2 separate regions of the Homo sapiens genome follow, and region 2 is linked to region 1. The links are chromatin contacts, found by Hi-C or POLR2A ChIA-PET in ENCODE. All regions are on one chromosome and are shown on one strand. Each heading gives the region's core, a stretch centred on a gene start or an enhancer-like site at or near the end of the contact. The rest is flanking DNA. Distances are from core to core; before and after follow the strand shown.

What was found. Hi-C counts contacts between places; a loop is a spot of excess contacts on that map. ChIA-PET counts read pairs that join two places held with the same protein, here RNA polymerase II (POLR2A). Pooled maps may share reads with other maps.
Region 2: a loop to region 1 is called in a map of CD8-positive, alpha-beta T cell, with 11 times the contacts of the local background. The contact joins the promoter of CRLF3 here to the promoter of ABHD15 in region 1. A Hi-C loop is called at or near these places in 1 of 168 maps with a recorded cell type or tissue (CD8-positive, alpha-beta T cell), 2 of 37 single-sample maps with no recorded cell type and 6 of 50 pooled maps. POLR2A ChIA-PET finds 5 or more read pairs at or near these places in 1 of 52 experiments (T-cell).

What each region holds. Positions count from the first base shown.
Region 1 is chr17:29,565,773-29,568,472 of GRCh38, reverse strand. ABHD15 (abhydrolase domain containing 15) reads left to right here and starts at 1,436. Exons shown (of 2, transcript NM_198147.3): 1 at 1,436-2,387. The coding sequence starts at 1,507. It also overlaps a transcript of TP53I13 not described here. RefSeq lists enhancers at 316-365, 2,386-2,495 and silencers at 896-1,155, 1,246-1,865.
Region 2 is chr17:30,823,247-30,825,946 of GRCh38, reverse strand. CRLF3 (cytokine receptor like factor 3) reads left to right here and starts at 1,255. Exons shown (of 8, transcript NM_015986.4): 1 at 1,255-1,424. The coding sequence starts at 1,296. RefSeq lists an enhancer at 962-1,256 and a silencer at 964-1,343.

The DNA of each region.
Region 1 (2,700 bases), core at 187-2,686:
GGCCCCTTTCCTCGTCCGGGGATTCGTCTCAGCAGGTCCCTGCAGTCTGTAGAGCAGCTGCACAGCTGCAGCGCCTGGATGAGATCGTGGAGCGGAGTGTAAGGCCGGAAATGGAATCCCTGTGGACCGGGTGGCCCAGGCTGGGGAGACGGGTACACTCCCCTGGCAAACCCGCTTCAGATTTGTCGGTGTGACCTGCAATGAGAAGAGGGGCAGAATCATGAAGTCAGGAAGAGCTGCTGAAGGGAGAGGGTCCCACCTCTGGAGCTTCGCCGTCGGCCCACCCCGCTCCCGCCCTCGCAAATAGGGTCCAACGCGGAGGAGCCTCGGGAGGTGTCTCCGCTCCCCAAACTCTCCAAACCCAGAAGCCCCGGGAGGCCGGAGCTAGCCGAGAGGCTGCTGTCTTCCCCACCTCCGCCGTCGCCCAGCGGTGGCAGGCGCGCGTCTAGAAAGAGATTGGTCGCCGCGAGATGGGGACGCCACAGGCCTCACCCCCAGGAGGTGCGCTGGCCGGCCCGCCCCGCAGCGGGGCGCTGGTTCTGGTTCCCTCTCCAGGATTTGGGGGGGAAACGTGGGTAGAGAGCGAGGGTCGAGATGCCTATCCCAAAGCTTGGAAACAGCGAGAACGTGTTATTTCCGTGGTCTCCCATGCACCCCGGTTTACGAGGCGTTCCTTGTAGGTCGGACGGGCATCCCTGTCGCAGGGCGCCTGAGTGTGTCCTTTTCTCCGACTGACTCTCGGAGGCTTGGGGCTGCTGTTTCTGGGGAAGCCACTCCCGGGCTGAGGATTTCCTTGATGTGGAGCCCCGAGCTCGCGGGGACGGGGGCGAGGAGTCCACGGGACCCGCACTGATGCAGGCGGGGAAGCAGCAGCCTCCCGCCAGCGGCTCAAGACGCCGCGCTCGACCTCTCTAGCCCAGTGCCGGACCCCGCCCAGCCAAGTTATTGCGGGGTTGCGGGGCCGGGCGGGGGAGAGCAGGGCCGCCCGAGGGCAGAGCGCGCGCGCGGCCGCCGCCCCACGGGGTCCCGGGAGCCGGCGCCCGGAGCTGCGACTTACTCACCTCTCCCTTCTGCTTCTTTTCATCGGCCTCTGAGGGCGCAGCGCCCAGGGTCTGGCGGAAGACCCTGATGACAGTCGGGTCCCCAAGCCTCGGCCTCCAGTCTCCCCACGTCTCCATGGCCAACACCGCTCTCCCCGGCTCGTGCCCTCCCCACTCCCTTCCGGCTGCCGGCGCGCCCTCCCTCCCTGGTGGCCCCGGCTCCTCTCACCCTCTGCTCCCACTTGTTGCAATTGCTGTACAAAGGGCCGGGGCGGGGGTGGGGGGCGGGCGAGGGCAGCCGGGCCCGAACTGGCTGCCTCTGCCCGGCCACGGCCAATCCAGAGCGCGCCCGCGCGGGAGGGCCCTGGGCAGCCGCCGCCGGCGGGCGGAGCCGCGGGCAAAGCGCGGAGCTCGCCGAGTAGACGGCCCCGCCGCCCGCTGCCCGCCGGGGCTCTCCAGCTTCGCCATGCCGCCGTGGGGCGCCGCCCTCGCGCTCATCTTGGCCGTGCTCGCCCTTCTCGGCCTGCTCGGCCCGCGGCTCCGGGGACCCTGGGGGCGCGCCGTCGGAGAGAGGACCCTGCCGGGGGCCCAAGACCGAGACGACGGGGAGGAGGCGGACGGCGGAGGCCCGGCGGACCAGTTCAGCGACGGGCGCGAGCCACTGCCGGGAGGGTGCAGCCTTGTTTGCAAGCCGTCGGCCCTGGCCCAGTGCCTGCTGCGCGCCCTGCGGCGCTCAGAGGCGCTGGAGGCCGGCCCGCGCTCCTGGTTCTCCGGGCCCCACCTGCAGACCCTCTGCCACTTCGTCCTGCCCGTAGCGCCTGGGCCTGAGCTGGCCCGGGAGTACCTGCAGTTGGCGGACGATGGGCTAGTGGCCCTGGACTGGGTGGTAGGACCTTGTGTTCGGGGCCGCCGGATCACCAGCGCCGGGGGCCTTCCTGCGGTGCTTCTGGTGATCCCCAATGCGTGGGGTCGCCTCACCCGCAACGTGCTCGGCCTTTGCTTGCTCGCCCTGGAGCGCGGCTACTACCCGGTCATCTTCCATCGCCGCGGCCACCACGGTTGCCCACTGGTCAGCCCCCGGCTGCAGCCTTTCGGGGACCCGTCCGACCTCAAGGAGGCGGTCACATACATCCGCTTCCGACACCCGGCGGCGCCGCTGTTCGCGGTGAGCGAAGGCTCGGGCTCGGCGCTGCTCCTGTCCTACCTGGGCGAGTGCGGCTCCTCCAGCTACGTGACAGGCGCCGCCTGCATCTCGCCCGTGCTGCGCTGCCGAGAGTGGTTCGAGGCCGGCCTGCCCTGGCCCTACGAGCGGGGCTTTCTGCTCCACCAGAAGATCGCCCTCAGCAGGTGGGTAACGGAGGCCGCAGACCAGCATGGAAAGAATAGAGGGCCTGAGCTGGCTAAGAATCAGAAACAGCTATGCATAGCATTGGAACAGGCGTGGGCCAGTTTGGGCAAAGTTCTCTGAACACATCTTCCAAAGCCTTCCAAACCCTGTAATCTAGACAGAACCGGGGAAGCGGGTTTAAAGGTCATCGATGGACTCAGCTAGTATCGCTGTGCTAGAGCAGGGACTCCTAACCCGGCCCCTTGCCTCATCTCGGCACCCCCTGCTGTATCCTAGCAATCTGAGCACCTGGCCCACGACAGCAGAGATACC
Region 2 (2,700 bases), core at 6-2,505, 1.3 Mb before region 1:
TGGCAAGCCCAAGCCCAGCTTATTCACTACGGTCCTTACAGATAACACTTGCCAACACCCTTCTTGGACTTGTGCCAGAATTGCTGTCCTGCTGGTCATCTCTTGGGCCTCTCTCTTGGATCCCCCATTCGTCCACGAGCTTCTGGGTGGTGACACCTGGGTTTTGTTGTTGTTTTTTGAGACCGAGTCTCGCTTTGTTGCCCAGGTTGGAGTGCAGTGGCACAATCTTGGCTCACTGCAACCTCTGCCTCCCGGTTCAAGCAATTATCCTGCCTCAGCCCTCGAGTAGCTGGGATTACAGGCGCCCACCACCACACCCGGCTAATTTTTGTATTTTTAGTAGAGATGAGGTTTCACCAGGTTGGCCATGGCTGCTCTTGAACTTCTGACCTCAGTGATCCACCCGTCTCGGCCTCCCAAAGTGCTGGGATTACAGGCGTGAGCCACTGCTCCCCGCTGACACCTGGGTCTTAGTAAATTCCCCTAAGGCCTGCTCTGCTCTTAAGGACCAGGGCTTTTGTCATCAGATCTGGGCTCAAATTCTGCGGCTTGGAAAAGTCGATTCGCTATTTTTTAAAATTTTTAATTTAAAAAAAAGTATTTTTTATTTAGAGACAGGGTCTCGCTCTGTCGCCCAGGCTGGAGTGCAGTGGCTCCATTACAGCTCACTGCAGCCTCGGCCCCCGGGCTCAAGCGATCCACTGGGACCACAGGCGTGCTCCACTACGTGTTGCTAGTAGTAGCAGTAGTAGTAGTAGTAATAGTAATAGTAGTAGTATTTTTGGTGAGAGAGGGTTTCGCCGTGTTGCCCAGGCTGGGTCTCGAACTCCAGAGCTCAAGGGATCCGCCCGCCTCGGCCTCCCAAAGTGCTGGGACTGCAGGCGTGAGCCACCGCGCCCGGCCGATTCCCCCCTTTATCCCTCAATTTCCTCATCTGAGCAATGGAGATACAGGTAGGGCTGAAGGTCAGGCAAGAATGCGATGAGCTGTGAGAAGCACTTGGCAAGGTGCGGGTTATCAACCTTGCCAGGCCTCAGCACGTTTCCCAAGGAGGCCCAACCAGCGGCGCTGTGCCGCAGCACGGAAGAGGCGGGGTGAGCCGCGGGGCGGGCGGCGCTGGGACCCGGACGCCACCCGCGCGAGGCGCCGCCGTGCGCCCGTCAATCAAGGTCGTCGTGGGGCATGGGGCGGCGGGGCTGGGCGGTGCTTCCGCCTGCGCGAGGCCGCGCCGGGCCGCTTGGAGGCGCCCGGTGCAGTCGGGAACCCGCGCTAGGTTTCGCCGGCCGCGCGGCCAGATGAGGGGGGCGATGGAGCTGGAGCCTGAGCTGCTGTTGCAGGAGGCCCGCGAGAACGTGGAGGCAGCGCAGAGCTACCGGCGGGAGCTGGGTCACCGGCTTGAGGGGCTGCGTGAGGCGCGGAGGCAGGTCGGAGGGCCACACCCACAGGGGCGCTGTGGGCCCGGGGGTGGCGCGGATGCCGGGCGAAGGCTGGGAGGGCTTTGAGGGGTGGGACTGTCCGAAAACTCTGGAGTAGGGAAGAGGCATTCATTTGAAAGGAGACCTAATGGAGTCTGGGAACGGGGAAGGTGGGAGTTGGGGAGGTCGTAAGGGGAAGTTTTGGGGGTGGAGGGAGGGTGTGAGGAGCGTTCACTAAACTGTGGGGCAGCGATGGGAGTAGCGGTGGCCTCCGAAGTTTGGGAGAGTGAGGGACCAGAGCAGAATCCGAGGGGGTCATGCGGGTAGTGATGAGTCGGGGGAGGAGGAGACTGGTAAAAAACCTGCGGTGGGTAGGCGGGGAGGCATTGATTTTAGAGAGCCTGAGGAAGAGGTGGGACAGTGACCTGGGAGAGCTGAAAGTGGAGACAAAATGGATATTGGAAGGGGAGGACTAAGGGGCGAGAGTGAGGGAGAGGTAGGGATTGAGAAGCAGTAGCATTTGACAATAAATGCGGTTAATGCCTGAATAATATGTCATACGATCTTGAATGCTTTTTAAAAAATCATTTAGAGTAATCCTGTTCTAGAAGGTTTAAAATTTAAGGTGAAGGTGAAGCTATGTTGGAAGAGCAGAAGGAAAATGATTTCCTTTTCCTTGAGAGAGGGAATACAAAGGTATAGAGAAATGGAAAAATAGATTTTAAGAGAGGAGTGCTGAAAGGAAAAGCTAAATATAATTTCAAGTGGTGCAGTTATCTGTTTCACAGGGCAAGAGTTATCAAAGATACAGGAAAGCCATATGGTTTCTCTATACCCTCGAATATATATAGAAAAAGATATAACCCGCTGCCAATTGGCGATAGGACGGATAATCTTCAGAGTACTATTAACGCAACTGCTTAATAAGTGCTTTTTGAGTGAGTGGGATTCCATCTGAATTTCTCTGGGTCATACTTGATATTAATCTAGTTGGTCGTCTTAGCACTTCCTTGCTGCATATAACCTGAAAATGGTAGAAAAGTGCTGTGCTAACAGTGTCTTTGGATATTCTCATCATTAACGACTCAACATGTTTTGGGTTTTATATATATATATAAAACATATACAAACATATATAAGTATGTATATATATAATCTGTTTTTTTTGAGACGGAGTCTGGCTGTGTCGCTCAGGGTGGAGTGCAGTGGCACTATCTCGGCTCACTGCAACAACCTCCGCCTCCCGGGTTCAAGCGATTCTCCTGCCTCAGCCTCCTGAGTAGCT